Linked DNA regions of Mus musculus: region 2 is linked to region 1. A link is a loop called in an ENCODE intact Hi-C map of the cell type or tissue named here. Cell type or tissue: heart. All regions are shown on one strand. Each heading gives the region's core, and the rest is flanking DNA. Links, peaks and the distances in the headings are about the cores only. Region 1 has its middle 340 kb from the start of 4930555F03Rik. Region 2 overlaps 4930555F03Rik (a long non-coding RNA gene).

What was found. Peaks named below come from ENCODE experiments on the same cell type or tissue, not always from the same donor. Only the 100,000 strongest peaks of a DNase experiment are listed, where the experiment ranks them.
Region 2: it touches region 1 in a loop (3.0-fold over the local background); 4 of 42 quality-filtered maps call a loop at or near these places.

The regions. Positions count from the first base shown.
Region 1 is chr8:49,704,124-49,714,328 of GRCm38, forward strand. No RefSeq gene overlaps it. Among named protein-coding and RNA genes, the nearest start is that of 4930555F03Rik, 340 kb to the left of the region's middle. In heart, for the core only: a CTCF peak has its summit at 4,798 (motif pointing left); no DNase peak of the experiment used is centred there.
Region 2 is chr8:49,524,423-49,534,627 of GRCm38, forward strand. It overlaps 4930555F03Rik (a long non-coding RNA gene), which reads left to right. Exons shown (of 10, transcript XR_001778771.2): 9 at 8,278-8,494. Among named protein-coding and RNA genes, the nearest start is that of 4930555F03Rik, 160 kb to the left of the region's middle. In heart, for the core only: a CTCF peak has its summit at 5,055 (motif pointing right); no DNase peak of the experiment used is centred there.

The DNA.
Region 1 (10,205 bases), core at 1,554-9,553:
ACAGAAATCAAGCCGAAAGGAGGAAATGTAATAGCTTGGGGAAATGAAAGCATCTATCTTTACTTCTACTAAACGGTAGGCACTGCTGAACAGGTGATGTCTGAGCACTTGGATAAATAAAGTACCATGGTCAATTTTCCATAAAATCCCTGCATTAGTGAACCAGCCAGAGCTCTTTCGTCATTTTCCATGCGTTTTCCACTTTCATTAAACTGGTTTCCAGTTACCTTTCATGGTTTATATTTATCTACTCATGGTTGAAGAAAACAGACTATTAGAAAAAAAGAAATGGCTCTTCCGTCCCTCCTTTTTTTCCTCCTCCTCCTCCTCCAACCTCCCATTCAGTCTTCCGGAAGTAAAGGCCCATGCATAGGGAAACAAAACAAAAAAAAGCAAACCTGTACCTAATGACTAGGTTAGTGAGCTCTGGCTGCTGTCTGTGCAGATTAACCACATGTAGACACACGTTCATTCGGTCTTTGCTTCTGTGAGGGAACAATGGAAAAGTGCACATGTAGGAACTCCCTTGCCTGCTGGTGCTCATCTATGACTCCCAGAATATCAGACACAATTATATTCAAATGTAACTACAAAAGAAGTCATTCTGACTCGAATATAAATGATTCTTGCTGCCATGTTAGATTGCCCTCCCTACAGCACCTCTTCATTAGCAGAAGGAATTGAAGAATGATTCTTCATGGGTTTAAAAAAAAAAAAAGAAGAAGAAGAAGAAGAAGAAGAAGAAGCAGGATTAATGCTGTATTGACCTGTGTTGATTGTAAGTCCCTTACACCAAGAGGGTATTTGTTTTTCTTTATCTTCATCATCTTCAAACACAAGTTATTGGAGATAGTGTGTTTATCAAGCCTTGAAATAAAGCTGGACATCCCGACACCATCATTTTGCCCTTGCTGTATTCCAGGTGTCTTGTAAGCCTTCATTAATAAGAAGGAAGAATTAACAGGGCAGAGAGAAAAAATTTAAAGTGCTGCCATGCACTGTCTAGAATTGCATGCCATTTAAATCCTTGCCTATCCAATGTTTGTCTATAGGCTTCCCTTATTAAAGGCAGGAGCCGGAGAGGATAGACTAGGTATTTTTTTTTCTAAATTATTTCCAAGTGCCACCATTAAAGTGAAGAGGCAAAATAATCAAGGCAGAAACAGCTGAATTAGGAAATTATAGTTACTTTAAAGAAAGCAAAACAAACAGCTCGTTTCTGTGCATTTTTTGAAGTGTTGTTCTACAAAGAACATATTCGGGATGGGCTGTTTCTTGAGTTAAAGTCACCCCAAAGTTATACAATGAATAACGATGTAACCCTATGTACAGCACACTGACACCCTCATGAACTTAAATCTGTATTGTACAGTTGAAATTAAACAGAGTATGTTGTAGGAATAATTAGCATATAAAATCTCTTAGAGGAAAAGCATACAAAACATTCAAAAAATGTTTTCTGTTGTCACCTTTTCTGTTGTCTCATACTTTATAGTCTGAAAAGTTAAGCAAAAATATCTCTAACTAAAGTAACACTTGGAAAGGGGCAGGCCTATTGGGACTCCCTTTTTTTAATGTTTATTAAAAGAAAAAGAGCTTTTGTTAATGTGCCTCCCTTATTACTTTAATTTTCTGTTGGCAGATTCCTGCTCTTAGACCCCTGTAGACTTGCCAGGCTTGGAAAATGCTTTCTTCTCCGGTCCCCTGAGTAGGCAAATGACAACTGAAATACGCAGGTAAAACTAGCACAGACCGGTCTTTTCAGAGCCAATTTTCTGTGGTGGCAATGACATTCAGGGAGGTTCAGTTGTGTGGCACTGTATGCTCCAAGGAGCCTTTTTGACAACATCCCCCTCCACCCACCACCCACCCCTTCCACACACCTTCTCTTGCCTAAAACAATTAGAGGTGGTTAAAACGCATTGTGGGGGAGAATTAATTTCATTTTCATGTTGTCCCACATCCCTTCACACTTTTCCAAGTGGCTTTGACTAGGAGTCTGTATTAAAATTTAGAAGGAACTAAACCTTATATGCATTTAAAACTCAGCAAATCTTTTTTTTTTTTTAACCATTGGATATTTTCTTTATTTACAATTCAAGTGTTATCCCCTTTCCCAATTTCCCCCTCTGGAAACTCTCTATCCTATTCTTCCTCTCCCTACTCCTATAAGGGTGCTCCCTGAAGGGCTTTGCAACCCCATAGGAAGAAAAACAATATCAACCAACCAGACCAACCCAGAGCTCCCAGGGACTAAACCACCAACCAGAGTACATATGGAGGGACACATGCCTCTAGCCCTGTTTGTAGCAGAGGATGGCCTTGTTGGGTATCAATGGGAGGAGAGGTCAATGTCACAGTGTAGGGTAATGCCAGGATGGGGAGGCTGGAGTATAATTTTAACTTAATTAAAGTAGATTTGCCAAAGAAATAAGACTTTGCTGAGAGAAAGAACTCAGCAATTTTTTTTTTCCTTTGGCAAATCAGCTTAAATTCACGTTGAAATTGTAAGTATTCAAACTTCCTAACATATGGCAGAACAGTGGGCATTTAGGAAGGCATGGCACAGCAGTGTGCTCTACAAGAACACTCTTTAGACAAAGCAATTGTTTACAGAGATCATGCCAAAGACTTCTGCTACTCAGTTGTCAGAGCATGTTGTGAAGTTAAGTACATGCCCATCGTATAGTTGAAGACATCAAGGTTCAGCAATGAAATCCTTTATAAGGCTGGAGCTCAAAGCCTGAGTTTTCTTCAGATTATATCATCTGGATACCAAAAAGTAACTAGCATCATAAACATTTTATACCCTGCTTACAGTTGCTAAACATTAGGATAGACATTGGATCTCCATGCTGTAAAGATTTGCACTCAGACTCAAATTTATAGAAAAGTGTTTCCTTCTTATGAAATAGTAATTTTACCTTCTCTCCTTATGGGAATTTAATTTCAATAGGTAGCTGTAAAACAACAGTGCTTCCTTGTCATCAGCTAAGATAACAGTCACAAAGTTATGAAGAGAATTTGAAATTTAACGTAAAGTTACAAAACCCACACATCATCACATAAAAATTAAAAACAGCTATAAAACAATGTAAGACCAGGGTCATATCTGCAAGAAAAAAAACTGGTTGTGCTTTAGTTTGCATCTAAATTGATGTGAAATAGATGTCTCTATAGATGTCTCTCACATTAGTAGGGATGTCTTGGTGCCAGTGCAATGTGAGATAACATTGTATATTGGATAATTCCTGTCAGACATAGCACAAACTGGATTCCCATCAGAAAACATGCTGCTTGAGGCAGCAAGATGGGTCAGCAGAAAACAATGCTTAGTTTAAAATGCTTAGTTTTAGCAACCCGGATTTGATTCCTGGAATCTGTGAAACTGTGTAAAGAGAAATAATGCCACAAAGTTGTCTTCTGATCTCATTTCTACGTGAGCACTTATATACCATGGTATACCCAGTCTTGTATACACACAGCCATACACACAGAGACATACACACACACACACACACACACACACACAGAGAGAGAGAGAGAGAGAGAGAGAGAGAGAGAGAGAGAGACTCACACACAGACATACACACAAAGAAAGGAATAATAAAAGAGAAAGAAGAACAACAGCTACTATATATCATTACATGTAAAAAAAACTTTAGAGGGAAAAAAAGCCCTGACTGTACATCTCAAACTTGCATAAAGCTACACATTTGAAGAGCAGAGTGATAAGACAGACTTCTAGTAATACCTCAGATGAGCCTCATTCTTCTTCTAACTCCAACCCTCAACTTTGCCCACCGTAACCCAAATCTCACACACTCAGGAGGCCTTGCGGGGCTTCCAGAGTATCAAGCTCATGGGAACATTTCTGTAGTTGGGAAAATGATTCAAATTTAAATTCTGGTGTTCACACTTATGATTTAGCTCTAAAGCCTTTTCTGTGATGTTGCTGAAAGACACTGCTGCCTAGAACATATCTCATCCCCTGGCCCACTGGTCCAGAACAGTCTTCCTTCATAGACAGTTGGCTTCTATAAGAGGGTGATTGCCCTGCACGGATGGCAACGAACTCTATTATGGTCTTTTGTGATGTCGGCCACACACAGATTTCTAAGATGGGGATGTATAATGAGATAGAGGTGTACTACATACTCATGGGAGAGCAGTACTATTATCACTTGTAATAAATGTTGGCAAAGGACAGGTGAAGGAGGAGGTATATAGTTAAAAAAAAATCTTGCGATAGAGACAAATGGAGACTATGAAGCAGCACAATCTTAACAATTTTGAGGATATAAGGGTGCTCTCCCATAGACTTTGAAAGATACCTTCTTTCAAAGAAAACACACACACACCTTTGATTGTCTCCGACTATTCTCATTTTTGTAAAATCTAAATCGTGATATCTTTCATTCTCTTTAAGAGGGCTGAATTCTGTTCAAGAACACCTTCAGCCCATTCAAATTATTCTCATAAACACTATATACTAAATAAAGCACTTTAAGCTAAAAAAAATCTTTTGGATTTGATCTGAACAACTATGTTTTTGACCCATTTCTTACCTTCTACTACCATTTAGCACTATTTTATTATTATGTTTTAAAAAGATGATTAAAACAGATTCTGAGATGTTAAATTTCAATCTCTCTCTCTCTCTCTCTCTCTCTCTCTCTCTCTCTCTCTCTCTCTCTCTCTCTCTCCCCTCTGTCTCTCTCTCTCTGCTCCCTCTCTCTCATTCGTGAGCACTTTGACTGAGCTATAGCTCCATCTTCTGGAAGTGCATATCACTAGCAATGGCTAGAGACCAGGAGCCAGGCAAGACTTTGCTACTCCAAACATCCCATCAGTTTGCCTCTCCCCAGTACTTCTTTATATCACTCACTGAGAGAGACTGTACCTCACTCAACTACAAGAAGAATAGCAGAGGTCTCAGATAGTCCTCAAGTACAATGGAGACTAAGCCTGTAGCATGTGATAGACCCATCTCCCAAGTGCAGGTGTTCAGCACAGGAGACAACATGGAAAGCCTAGTATTAAAGTTACAAGGTTACAGACCTTAGATTTTGAAAACATTCCTTTACTGTTGATTTCCATCTGGATTGTAAAATAGCATTTTTCCCCATAACCCCTGAATTCAGGCTTAGTTCTTCACACTGAGTAGCTTCCTTGTTCAATTTTTGGGTAAGAACAATGATATATTAGTTTTAAAATCCTTGCTTCTAGCTTTCCCTAATTCTATGTTCCTTCCAAGTCTCCATGCTAAGTCTTCTTGCTTAGAGTTTATTGTGTGTGTTTTCCGTTGATTCTAAATAACAGAATCATTTTAGAAATGACCAAATCTTAATCTACAAATGCTTTGGATGCTTTTCTAAAGAGATTTATTTCTGTGTATGTGGATGTGTCTGCGAGAGTATGTGACACCTGTGTGCAGTTGTCCATGCAAATCAGAAACCCTCCAGCTGGGGCTGTGAGCAGTTGTAAGCCACCCAATGTTACTGGGGGGAACTGGACACTGGCCCCCTGGAACAAGAGTAAGTGGTCTTACAGCTGAGACATCTCTTCAGAAACTGGGCTACTTTGTAAAACCACTACCTTCTTTTTTAATATTAAAACTTTGAGATACTTTTCGATTTATAGTGTGTTATTATTTCCTGATTATGTACATAGTCCTTCCAGGTAGCCCAAACTGGCCTTGAAAGTCACAAGGTCCTGCCTAGTGCTCCCTATTGTAGGCATGCAGCCACAAGGCTCAACCATAATATCCTTTTTTCTCTAAATAAAAGTCAGAAATTGGCTTATTATTTGTTGCTGTGTTCTCTATCTTTAAGATTATTGACGCTATGTAAAGTTGAAGACTCTCAGATTATATCCAAGTATAAAACAGATCTTTCTTAGCTTCCTCAGTCCATTCTTTCACAGCACTATATTTTTATTGTTCTATGTGGCATTTAGAGGAATGTGTGCTAGGCTGAGCATATCAATCAGTTATTTATTCACAAACATATAACCATACATGGTCAGTAAACTAGTTTTAGTTTTAACCCTTTATAGTGGTTCTATCATTTCCGGTCCTAAGTATCCTATAGAAATTGGACACCATTTGCCTTTAGCCTACTCCATACTTTAAGAAAATTGTGCTAAACAGAGAATAAGATCAGTTTACTATTTACTCAATATATAAATTGAACTCCCCCAAAAATCTGTATAAATACTAATGATGGGTGAATTGAAACTATCACTCTGATTTTAATAAAATATAAGTACCATATAATAAAGCACAAAAATCTGCCTTATTTACTATCATTGAACATATGTCTCTTTGGGAAGATGGATATTGTGAACGTCCTAAAATTAAAAATATAGTATTCAATCTATATGGAGCTACATGTGCACAATTACAGCTCATACACTTGGCTGGACCATGATGTAACATCTTTTTAATGTTTCAGAAAAGTAGAGTTTTAGGATTTTGTGATAACTGCGATGAACAACAAGAGTCACAACCAAACAGAAAGAACATTTCATTAAGTTTGTGCTGGAATTGAGATATATTAGAATATTTCTACATTACCATTTCCATGTTAAAATATTCTTTCTTATTTTCTTCTTCTTATTTTCTTCTTCTTCTTTTCTTCTTCTTCTTCTTCTTCTTCTTCTTCTTCTTCTTCTTCTTCTTCTTCTTCTTCTTCTTCTTCTTCTTCTTCTTCTTCTTTCCTTCTCCTTCTCCTTCTCCTTCTCCTTCTCCTTCTCCTTCTCCTTCCTTCTCTTCCTCTTGCTTCACTTCTTCTTCTTGATAAAAGCCAAGTTGAGAAAGCAAGTGTGTACATTTATTTTGCAGTGGCCACCTGCATTTTATATAACATGGTATTTTCTTTGTAGTGAGAAGTTTGCACCTGAAGTTCCCCCATTTCTGTAAGACCTTGGCTTGATTAACAGACCTCATTCAATAGCCATAAAGAGCACATATTTGAGATTAGCATTTTCTGTGGGCTTTTTGATGATTGGCTTACAGCCAAAGCACTTAGCCTGCTACTCAGGATATATTGTAGAAAACCATATAACTGCACCTAAGAGTCTTTAATTGCTAATTGTTCCTAATAACTGTTTAGTATATAATGCACACAATAATACATGATGTCAGTTTGAATTTCAAGGTTGTTATTCAATCTCCGAGTTTCTGCTGTGTTATGTTCTCTTCCTGTGGTTAATGATGTCTAAAAACCCTCCGTGGAGTAACAATCTTAGCTTGGGCAAGGGGCAAGGTCTGTATTAGAAGAATAACAATGAAGAATACAAGATCTAGGTTTGAGTCCTAGCTTCCTCTCATCAGAAGGCAATAGCAAATTCTGTCTGGAATGAGCAGCTGCTTTTCTTTTTTGAAATATAACACACATCTCAGTTCTCATGCAGGATCTTTTTGGAACTTGGAAACTTTACCTGCATTGTTAACCTGAATCCTTACGTTTTGAAAACTATTTTCTTATGGTCTGACTCGAAATGGAATGAGGCAAGTTTCCATTGATTCTTAGTATCTCTCTCTCTCTCTGCCTCCTCCCATCTTGTGCTCATTAATTTCTCCCCTTGCACAAACTCAAACAAAAACATAGAAATCGTCTTCTAATAAGTATGGGAAAATAAGTAATGGAAAACGGTGGCCAACCTCTTGCTACCTAATAATCCTTTACATGCTTTTTTTCCCCCTCCCTCTGTTCCATTTGTATTTGCACAAAGATTCCCAGCATTTGGGGTTTAAATGTCCTCTGGCTCTTTAGAAGTTGGCATCTCATTGCTTCTTCATGGCTGCCAAATGACTTAGTGTTTTCTTCATTAACTTTGTTTCTGCCAGAGTTTGGAATGGACAGTAAGCAGGATAAGAGAGGCTGGGGAAAGATAAAACTCACTCAGAGAAAGAATAGAACAGTTCTGGGAGTCAGAGAGTAAGATGGGGAGAAGGAAGAAACGCCAAGAAAAAAAGCAAACCATGGAAGGACCTGTAGATTTGGCTGAAATAAGAACCAAACAACAACAACACAGAGAAATAAGACCCCAATGAAGATGCGATAGAGATTAAAGTTCTTTTAAGATCTTAAAAGCACCAAATAGGAACATGTGCCTATTTGCAGATACACTGGTAGATGCAAAATCATGATCTTTGCTTCAGTCTCTTTACAGCAATAACTTTACCCTTTGCACTCTCATTCTGACTTATTCCTTTGACTAATTTTGAGAGATCATAAAACAGTTACGCTTTTGCTTTGCTTATTTCTGTTCCATTTGATCTTTGAGTTAGACATCCTTCCATTTAAACCTTACCTCTCCCACCCCCTGAATTTGGGCTCCCTGGTGACAGTCTTTCCACCATAGAATTTGGTGAAACAATGTTGAGCTTTCTTGAATGCTACTGCTGGCTTTCTTGGAAGGCTGCCCAGCTGCCATATGAACAGGCTCCGCTAACCTCCTGGAAGATGAGAGACCATGTGGGACAGAGGAAGTTTCCCAGCACAGGTGATCCTGGACCAGCCAGCTCCCAGCCAACCTGCTTACTGAAGATGTTGGAATGAATTCAATAGCAACTACCCAGATGAGTCTTGCCCAATATTCTGATCTATAGATTTAAGGTTCAAATAAACATGCATTAAGTCATTATTTGGAGGGTTTTTAAAAAATAAACCTTACCCTATCTGTAGTATTTTTTTCATATCAGACATCTTATTTTCACTTATGTAATAGTATTTTAAAAAAGAAATCCATGTTTAACTTGAAGCTTTTCTTAAATCTTTTTATATAAATTTCCTAAGAAATTTACATGAACACCTGCCCATATTATTTTTATTTATGGTTCAAGGCATAAGAGAGTTTGGAATATTTTAATCTGTAATTCTGGCATTTAAAATAGAATTTACTGAGATAGTATCTTGGTGCAGTTTAAAGTCTTATGTACATTTGTCCTATACAGATGCTCACTTAAAAATGCGAAAGATGTTTCTCCCTTGAATCCTATAAGGTATTTTAGTATTTTAATATCAAGGATATTTTGTTGCAATGAAAAGAAACAGTACTTAAATACTATTGATGAAATCCAGTCAATTTTTACCCAGTTGCATTAAAGGATCACCTTCTGACAGAAACATTTAAGTTGTTCACCTAAGACAATTGTACATGGATCTGTCTGTGCACTTCCAAGTATGTAAATAATTTAAAAATTCAGGAATTCCCTCTACCATTATTAAGTCAACCAGTACCATGCACTCAAGAAATTTATGTGTCAACTGGATGCCCGTGACACTAATGGCCCCATTGACACACACAGATGCCAACGACAGTCTCTAATTTTTACATGCACAATTTAATTTTTTCCTTTGATTAAAATAGGAATCACTTACAACTTAGAAATGCTGTTAAGTGTAGGGTTATAAATTCTACCTGTGTTCTAAAAATTACACCATATGCTCAAGATTAGAGAGTTGGGACAACTTTTTCAAGTTATAAAAAAAAGTACAGAAAATGGTTTTACATAGGGACGATGAATATGAAATAGATTACACTGCACTATATTCTGAAAGATTTTATGTCAGCTGGAATCTAGGCAGCAAATGGATGTAACAATCACATCATGCAACTGTAGAGAGTGGGAAGTGGCTCAAAGGGCAGGAATGCCAGTGCGATGTCCTAAATGTAGTAATACTAGGAACTAGTATTGAAGCCTCTTAGGAGTAAAGGAGTAATAATGGTGACCAGTAGCTGTGGCATTCTCAGACAACAATCCCATGATGGATGACCTGTGATGTAAGGAACCGTGAACCCTGACTTCATTTTCTCCCCACACCTTTCTCAGTTCTTCAGACTGGTTAAAACTGAAAACACACCACAGGCTCCTGCCAATCACACTCATCCAATTTAGCCATGTAAGACTCCCAAGTAGAGTGAAACATGAGAATAAGCCTTATTCAGCCTTATTCTGTGGGACTCACAGAGATAAGGTCTCTAGTGGAGCTCCTGGTTAATGAGAGTAAAGATGCAAAGATAGTTTTAATTCCTTTTTACTTCTCTGAGAATAATAGCATCTCGAAATCAGGAAACTAACATACTTGTTTTCTTTTACAATTTCTAAGGAAGAGAGCTATGAAAGATTGAAAACACTAGAAGCAGATTGAGATCCATCCATGTTCATACTTAGTCTATTAATGTTGTTAGTGACA
Region 2 (10,205 bases), core at 1,182-9,181, 180 kb before region 1:
GATGATTTCTTCAATTCCTTCTCTACCTTATTTATTGGCATTTGCCCTCTCATTAAACCTTGGGCTTGCCCTTTCATATAGACTGATTGGCCAGCATGACTCCAGGATTTGCCTTTCTACACACCTTCACTCTCACTGTGTTCACAGATGCTTAACACAAAAGATGTAGCTTTATACAGGTGTTGGATATACAAACTCAAGTTCTCAAGTTTGAAAAATGATCACTTTCCTCACTGAGCCCCTAAAACTTGTTTTTTTTAATTGTTGTTTGTTTGATTGTTTTGTTTTGCATATCCCCTTAAAATATTAGTGGACACTTTACATACACATGGATATATATTGTTATTTAGTACCTAAAAATATATTCTGGGATTTTATAGTATTTTGATGCATGCTCACAATGCAGGGTTATCTTTTTTAAAACAATATACAGACCTATTTATATGTATATAACTGCCTTGTTCTAAAGCCAAAATGTTTTCTCCTAGTCATTTTAAGATATACAATATGTCAGTGACTATAGTCACCTTAGAATGACATAGAGCACAAAAGTGATTGCTGTGATCTGTAACTTTGCATATGTCTGCTAACCTTTCCCTATCGCCTTCTCCGTTCGTTGTTTTTAGGACTCTGGTTTCCAGTATTTTCATTTCTCCATCTATCATGAAAGAAAGATAAAATTTCCTAAAAGTTATGACGTGCTTCACCTACACACTTCAGTTTCTCATTGTAGCTTTCCTGTCCCATTACATGCATATCGAGAGTTAATATTCGTAGGCAAGCAAGCACAAAACAGGAACTTGATCTGGTGCAGTGGAGCTCAGTCAGTAGAGGGCTTTCCATGTAAGCATGAAAAACAGAAGTCAATGACAGCACCCACGTAAAGGCTAGGTGTGCTGGTATTCTCTTCTAATCCCAGTTCAGGGGAAATGGAGACTGGTGATACCTGGGGCTTAGTGACTAGAAAACGGAGCCAAACTGGAGAATTCCAGGACCCAGAGAGAGTTCCTACCTTAGATAAAAACATGGTATGTGAGTTTCACACTTTCATACAAGTACACAGGTGTACACATACACATACACATGTGTAGCTGCACACACAGAAACATCTTGCACATACACACTTCAACAACAACTAATATAATAACATCAATGAGTTAATGAAATTACTAGCTTCAAATGCATACAAAGGTTTATATCTCACTGTAATACACACACACACACACACACACACACACACACACACACCTCACTGTTCTTTACTCCCAAGGTGTACAATCCTATGGAGATTATCGTTATCAATTTGCATGTGACAATGAAACATTTGGGCTTTCATGTCATTTTTTTTCTCAGAGTTTGGGTATATTGCCAGCCTGTAATGAAGATTATAGCTAAATAAATGACTCAATAGTCAACCTTCTAGAAATGGTTGAATTTAGCTTTTAGGGCAATCGCAACTTCACTGTGGTATTAGTAATCTCATCAACTTTTTGGTTAGGGATGGATAAATAACTAGCTTTTAGTATGTAAATTACCAACAAAAACGTTTTGCAGAAAATGGGTCAGGTTAGAGATGCAAATGAGGCCTAAAATGTCTCATTAGGTTTTGAATTGCCTTTTTTTCCCAAGCATTATAAATCTTGTGAGCTTTTGGGGTAATTTTCTTGCTTGAATAAGTTAGTAAGGTCTTTCCCAATAATAAATGAACAAAAATACCTCTAAAACTAATTCTGCTTGAAAAGACAGAACAAATTGAATGTTGAAGTGTCATTTATTAGAAAGTTACCCAATATTTCTGTTTCCTACTATTTTCTGATAATAAGGTGCCCAAGGCACAAGCAGAGTTGCACAGATTTTGCATACACCACAGTGCTCAGGTAGGGAAGAGAAATCTCTACCAATTGATTCTATTCAAAGTCAGTTGTCCAGTCGAAGGAGGGGTATTTTCCACTTCTCTTATTTGGCAACTGATCATTAAGGATAGAGTGTGACTCTTGTCTTTGTTGGAGGAATGGATTGTCTTTCTGGAGAAGGTCTCTTTGGTCGTCTTCTATGAGGTTTCATTACATTGCTTATTACTAAACCATGTTTTCAGAAAAAAAAAAGTGCTGAATAAAACTGTGATCTCCCTAATAGTACAGCTCTTGGGCCAGTGCGGGCTGTTAAATGATAACTATGGATAGATAAACTCAGTGATTCTGTTTGAGACCTCATGAAACACTAATAAAATATTGCCACATCACAGAGCTAGGCTGTCAGGATGCAGTTAAACACATCTTCCCTTAAGCACATCAGTTTCCACTCTACAGACCACTAATTTAGAGCAGACTAAATTAGCCTTGTGTGACAAAGTATGAAGAGTTCTCTGGTTCTGGGTACATCTATCACAGCATTGCCAATGTTTAGTAATGTTTAACATCTCAAACTCATGATGGGGGCTGAAGTTTTGTCCCTGCGAAAGCTGCAAATGTGAAATAGTAAATCTGCAATTACAGCCACTACCTCTATTTAACAAGCTTAAAAATATCTACAAGGGAAATCAATAGACTTGCCACCATCATTTGGTTTGTTTCTGTGCAGGGGCTAGCTGAGGATAAACAAACTCCATAATTGGGAAAGTGAATTAGGAGAGATTTCATTTGTACTGTTGACTACTGCTGCCTGAACTCATGGAAATCAGCTCTATTTGAAATGCCCATGGCAGCGATTGCCCACTCCTCCATACATCTACCTTTATTACTGCCCAATAGCAAGCCTTCTAATGGATCTTTGTGTGTGTGTGTCTGGGGGGATAGTGGGGGAGTGTGGTGGTTTGAATAAGAATGGCTGCCACAGGCTGATATATTTGAAGGCTTGGTCATCAGCGAGTGGCACTTTGTTGGGGTAGGTGATGTCTTGTCAAAGGAAGAGTGTCAGTAGGGTAGGTCTTGGGGTTTCAATAAGCCCAGGCTAGTCCTAGTGTCTCTCTTCCTCGGGGTATTTGTAGAGCTGGTTATTGAACTCTGAGCCACTTCCGCAGCATCCTTTCTGACTACACACTGTTATTATGCTCTCCTATCATGAGGACTAACTTTCCAAAACTGTACAGTTAAGTGCTTTCCTTTATAAGCATTGCCATGGTCATGGTGTCATCTCACAGCAACAGAACACTGACTAAGACACTGAGATTTTTTTTCCCCCATTTTTCTTAAGAGATACAAATTTTATCTTTATATGTCATGAGTTCTTATGAATGGGATTTTATGATTTCATTATTTTATACATGAAGGAAAGCTTTGAGCTAACAAGCTTCACAAAGTCATCTCATCATAATTGGCTTGCACTGCCGACTAAAATTTTATAGATAAATAAGAAATATTGCCAGGTGTTTCAGGAGAGGCTAAGGAAGGAGGTGACAGAAGACACTGAGCGTGTTTAGACTCAACTCACTGGGTTATAACAAGAGGGCTGCTGGGTACTCTGTACCTGTCTTGTGGCATGTTCTTCAGTGTAAGATGGTTACTTCAGTAGACAAGACAGATAACTGGAGAGTGAACTCTGTCTATGTGTGCATTTTGGTGGGGTATATACTCTCTTCAGTACTAACTCTCCTGCTTACTTCATGAAATCTCACACGTCCTTACATCTTACTCCTGGGTGCTCAGATCTTTCTTTACCTTTTATGGTAGTTACATGTTTCAGACAGTCTGAGATGCTCTCACTCTTGTCAGCATTGCCATTCAAAGACCAAGTTCTTAGACTTCAAGGGAGCAAGAAGCAAAACCCCGGGCTCTGTTGGTCACTTTCTCTAACTTACCTCTCCTTCATAAATGCAGAAAAGCCCTAGGTGGTGTTATTTGTGTATGCAATTTACTACACACCGAATTCTAAACAAATCCATTGTATCCTGCAAGCATTTACACAGTAGTAACACAGTAAGCATGATTCACTATAGGATAGTAAAATACAGAGGATGTAGGTTCCCTAACTAAGATTATGTCCTATATGCTGATACGAGGATGAATTCAAGTGAAATGACTCCCAATCTAATGCTTTGTTATACAGGATGAACACAGAGACTCTAAAAACCATGTCTCTTTAACTCAGCCTGGTGGTTAATGTAAACTCTTTCCACACATTGGGAATCCATCCTTGTAATTGGTTATTTGTGGGTGGGCTTCACACTGAGATCCCACAACATATCTGACTCTTTCTCCTCAATATACACAGCATCAGGTAGATTAGAAGATCCATGCTAAAAATTCGATGCATATTGTTGCACTGGTTGAACATACCCTAAAGCAGTTATCAAGGTTGACAAATACATAGAGAATATCTTTCCTGTTGTCCTCATATTGGGCTTTGGGTCTTCAAATGTGAATGTATAATTCCCCTATGTTGTCATGTGTCTGGACATTTAGTCTCAGGCTGGTAGCACTGTTTTATGAAGTGGTAGACTCTGTTACATAGACCCTAGTCTGTGGGTCTAGGTTAGGATAGGCTGGTCCTGCAGGTTAGAATTAGTCTCTGTTTCTGTCTGGTTTCTGCTTTCTGGTATATGAATTGTGGAGTGGTTGCCTTTCATTCAAATTACCACCGTACCTCTCCTAAGCCTGACAACTGTGATGGGCTAAAATCATGTGCCCCCAAAAAAGTTTTCTTTAATTTTCTTCCTTCCATTGCTTAGTCACAGTGACATGAAACTGACTAATTTAATTAGGAGAGAAGAATTTTCTTTTCTGCCATTCATTTATCTTCTAGGCACTTAGCCATCCCAGACACACATAGATCCTATGTGCTCATGGTTTGCAAGAACTCTGTCATGCAGCCTGAGCAGCCAAGTGGTTGGGTTTTTTGATCTGACCCAGATTCTGCTGTGAAATTATAATTACTTCCATTCGTAGATCTTAAGATCTGTATTTGAGAGAAGACAGAATAAAATGCCCATCTCCCACATATGTGTTCATTGCCAGGACTGCAACTGGAATCTTACTTTCAAAGCATTTAGAGATCTACATTGTATGTGTATGTCTGTGTTCCTGAATGTGTACATGGGGACCATGTGCATGCAGCGCCTGCAGAGGTCAGCGGAGAGCATGAGATTCCTAAGGAACTGGAGTTACAGACAGCTAGCTGTAAGCACTGCGTGGAGGCTGGGAATTGAACTCAGGTACTTTGCATGAGCAAATGAGTAGTCTTAAGGGCAGCATGGTTTCTCTAGTCCTGTAATCTAAGCCTGATTTTAGAATTACCCCTGTGCATGCATCTTATCATTTATCAGAATCCAGAGTGGATCAGAGCTGGGTGATGTAGGACCGTTATGCCCACAGTAGACATGACATATGTCTAGGGTTGCTCCAATTTTTTCACAACCCAGTTCAATTGTATTTCTTGATAGAGATGCTCATGTGAATGTAAATCTAAGTTATTTTCTAGGGATATTTTAATCTTTATTCAAAATACTAATGATTTAGGTATAATATTAGTTTGCTGCACCCAAATGTCCCCCTTTTAAGGCATTAAAGTCCCCATTTTGACAGTAGAGTCCCCATGCCAAGTGGTACTCTACTGTAAGGGTTATACAGGGTATGCTTATGGTTCTCATCTCTTAGATAACACAAGTTTGTGCTTAATTCAATGGTGATAGAATAATTCCTGAGAGCTAATTAAGTTAATGCAGGAAGAAAATATGGAACTCAAAGTTAGGCACTTTGAATTTGCTCCATTTATGTTTATGACATGGGTTAAATGATTTAATTTCTCCCAATGTTGGGTCTTCATTAAAAAAAAAAAGAATGTTATATCTGTTATCCCTAAGGTGTCTGCTAATTTGAATGTCCCACTGTAGGGGATTCCTCTTACCACAAGGGACTGGAGCCTGTTAATTGCTTCAGAAGTATGTCCACAGACAAATGAGGTAGCACGGGAGGGACAGAGAAGGCAGCTTCCTCATATCATGTTGTTTGTGTTGTTCTTCTTTGTTGTTTTTGTTTATCTATAGTGGTGTTTACAAAGTTCCTTCACTGGCTGTGTGCTTCCCCTCTCAGAATTACTATGTTTGCGATCCAAACAAACGCAGATAGGAAAACAACTGAAACGGTACAAAAAGTAAGCCCTGTACTAAGTAAACACACTGTAAATGGGACATGGTGATGGTAAGTGTCAGGCAGGAACTATAGCCAGTTTACATGGCGGTATTACTTTTGGTGACAGGATAAACTGAATCATGCACTCTGTCCTGTTATCCCAAAGTGTTCTTCTTTGCTGTGATCAATTTAAGGAAATAAATTAAAACAAACTATTTATAATGTATTTTGTTTGTTAAACATATGTGTTTGAAAATGCTATGAAGACTTGTTAAATTTAACCTTTCATATTTTGGGGTTATAATTTTATTTTAAAGTTTAGTTTGAGTGCAAAAATCCATGTGTCCTAAAATAGTTTAAATTGAAATCTTGTCTATAAGGAGGAATATGATAAGCTATTTTATTATTACATTTTATATAATATGCTTATTATGTTCAAATATTTACATTTAAAACATATTTTGATTTTTCTAAAAAAATGTTTTTCAAACTGAACAATTTTTTTTTTTTAATTAGGTATTTAGCTCATTTACATTTCCAATGCTATACCAAAAGTCCCCCTTACCCACCCACCCCCACTCCCCTATACTGAACAATTTTTGAATGCCATAGATTGGGGAAAAATGTATCACCCATGTACATTTTACAAATACTTAACTTTAAAATCTAATAAACTTATGTTTTACATTTTTAAAACAATATATTTTGACCATATTCATTCCCTAACGGTATGAATATAGGCATAAGTTAAAGTTGGAAAGTATACATGTATACATGACTATCACCTGGCCTGGTTAATAATACTTCTATTGCTTTCTGATGATTCTGATTTAAAAAAAAAAATCCTTTTGTTTTTTTAACAGATCGCTAAAACCTCAAAGATTATAGATATACTTACATTTGTACATTATTAATCCCAGCATGGGTTAGGTTATAAGGTTCTGTGTGTATGGGAATGAATGAACAGAGAGACTCCACACACATATACATACGGGGTGGGGGAGGAGAGGGGAGGAGAGGGGAGGGGAGGGGAGGGGAGAGAAAGAGAGAGAGAGAGAGAGAGAGAGAGAGAAAGAGAGAGAGAGAGAGAGAGAGAGAGAGAGAGAGAGAGAGAGAGAGAGAGAGAGATTGATTCCTTGGAAGCATTTTAAAGTTAGAATGAGTGCATGAACAGAACTGGACTCCCTGGACAGTGTTGAAAAAGCCCCAGAAGACTGAACTTCAAACTACATTTTCACTAGTAGCAAAGTTTTCTCTGAAGAGCTTAACAAAGTTTTAGTTTTCTTTACCTAAATCTCTGACCTCATAATGCCGTGGAAAGCAGGAACGAAGGGAAAGAAGGAAGGATGAAGGGAAGGAGAGAAGGAGGGAAGGAGAATAGAGGGAAGGATGGAGGGAAAGGAGGAAAGGAAGGAGACAGTGAAGATGCCTTCATTCTGATAACTTGCCCTTCAGTCTTGGACAGGAATTTATAAAAACAGATAACGTTCATGTCCTGGTAACAGGATTGAGTTTTGCCATAATGATTTATATGCGAATATATACCAATACTATCAACCTAACATATTTATTCCTAGATCTTAAATATTGTCTATGACCGACGCTTTCCATAAATTCATTCTCCATTCATTTGGTCAAGAACATTATCACACTTCCTTTACAACACTGGTCCCAATACCTGATCGAGTTTCAAAGAGTCATCAGGTTTCACCAAACCTCTTTTTATAAAATATATACTACTTCTTCTGCTAAGCAAATACATAGACAAACTGCCCCTTCACTTGTAATTCATCTGCATCCATCTGCATCTGTAGAGATGAACCCATCCCTGTCCCTACTTACTCCTTTACCAAATGTTATTTATTCATGTCTTTAATTTCAATTATCAGAACCAAGCTGAAAAGTGAAAAAAAGTACTTTAAATAATTATTTTTCCTCAATGATGCATTGTGAAGTACCTAAGAAAAGTAATTATGCACATCTTAAGTCTTGTAAAAATTAAAAAATAAAACATACAAATGCCTCATATGACTTGATAGCGGTTACTACCTTAATTTTCTACTTCAGTATGCTATGTTAAGATAATCAATTCTTCCTTAAGAAAGCTGATTATGTTTTTTATTTAATTGTTAAACTTACTTCTCTGACCTTCTGCCTCCTTGATTTTAAATATTGCAAATATTTTCATCTGGGTTTGTTTTCTCTACCCCAGCCAACACGTCGTATCCGACTGTTCACAAATAGGAAGAGACTCACTCATAACACCTGTGTGGAGGTCAACGCTGTGTAGTGCGTGCTACAGAAGAGCTAGCACAAAACAAGGCATCATGTTGCTCATGTCATCACTGGATCTGGGCCTTGTAGAAGCTGAAAGCACTGTCTAGCAGAAAGGAGAGACCTGTTCCCCATACTAATTCACACCCAATCTGGTAAGTGGCAGCTCTGAACTTGTCACTAGCTAAGATGGCAGTTTGCTTAGCTGACACAAGCTGGGAGGAAGCGGGCTGATGGCTACTCTCTAAGGGCAGGGGAGAAAGAGAAAGTAGGGAAACTGAAAATAAATAATACAACACAGTTGTGATGTAAATTTGCCAAAGAAGTCAGGAGGGAATGCAAACCAAGCACAGAGACCCTTGTTTCCAATGCCCATGTTGTGACATTTCAGATTCTTCCACAGTGTCAAACCATCAGACGCAGCAGAGTGCGACAAGGCCTTCAGAAAGACCAGCATGGGTACTTTTATTTGATTTTTTTTTCTTCCAATATATTACAATGAAGGCCAGTTTAAAAAAACAAAACAAAACAAAAACAAAACAAAACAAAACAAAAAAAAAACACCTGACAGTTACATTCAAAACAACAACATGATAATAAAGGACTTTGTTCTACTATTATAAAGATATGAAGATAATATCTAATTTTTACAAATTATCCAACTGGACTTATACTTAAAACTGAACTTGTCTGTGCTTTTACTGCATTGCAAATGAGGGTGCTAAATGATTTAAAGTGCCTCCCACTGTAAGTATGACACCATCAGAATGAGTCCTCTGTCCTGCACCAGGATAAGGGTGTTTATATTTACACCCTTGGAGTAATTGTATCCTCACAGGATCCCAGGCTGCACATTCAGAAGGCATGAATCCATGTTTGAGGGATCTGTGCTAAGTGGCATGAGATATAGTTTCCAAAGACTGCACAATCAGGGTCTAAGAATAAAGAAACAAATTCAGAAAACAGCATGCTAAAAGCCCATTTCCTCTTTGGTTGTAACAGAATTTTGGGGGCTGGAGGGGATAGAAGGAAAGAAAGAATGAAAGAAAAAAAAAAGAAAAGAAACAGGAAGGAAATTAAATTTCTATTTTCACAGGCAATAACGTGTCGTACAATTTGCAATTAAAAATAAATTAGGCACAAAATCTGCAACAGATTGTTTTTAAACTTTCATTAAACCTCTTGAGTTATGCTGCTAGATGCAATGTGCTAACAGAAATGCTAGGGTTGAAACGAGTTTCTGGCATATAAAATAAAACTATGTCTTCAATCTAAAAAAATTAATTTACAGCTTAGCTGATTGGATGTAGCATTTTAACACCACTTTGGAGGTTGAAGAGCAGCAAGTGCCATAATCTGCTGAGTATTTTGATCACTACCACACAAGCATGTAACATACTTTGTGTTCAAGGGGAACCTTTATCCAGGATGCAAAGCTTGTGCTGAATTATAATCACATTCGAAAAGATTGCAAGCCTGCGGGTGTTAAGCTTTGCACTCCCAGGCTTAGCCAGGATTTAAGCAACCTACTCTGGGACCATACAGCTGATCTGACAAGATACTATTAGAGAAGTTTAGTTTTATTAGAAGTTTTCTATTCAAGATCTCAGACGTTAGACCTTTTTTTAGTGCTAATCAAAAGTGCTCTCATGCAAGCTCCAGCATTGACACTTAGAAGCAGATGGAATTCATGAGAGAGAGAGAGAGAGAGAGAGAGAGAGAGAGAGAGAGAGAGAGAGAGAGGAGTCACAGACACAATGGTTAGCTGCCTAAATGAAAGGAAATCTTGAAGGTCCAAAAACAACTTCTGATATCTTAGATGTTATTCCAGATTTCTTTGGTGTATTTGTCTGAGAAAGATTTGAG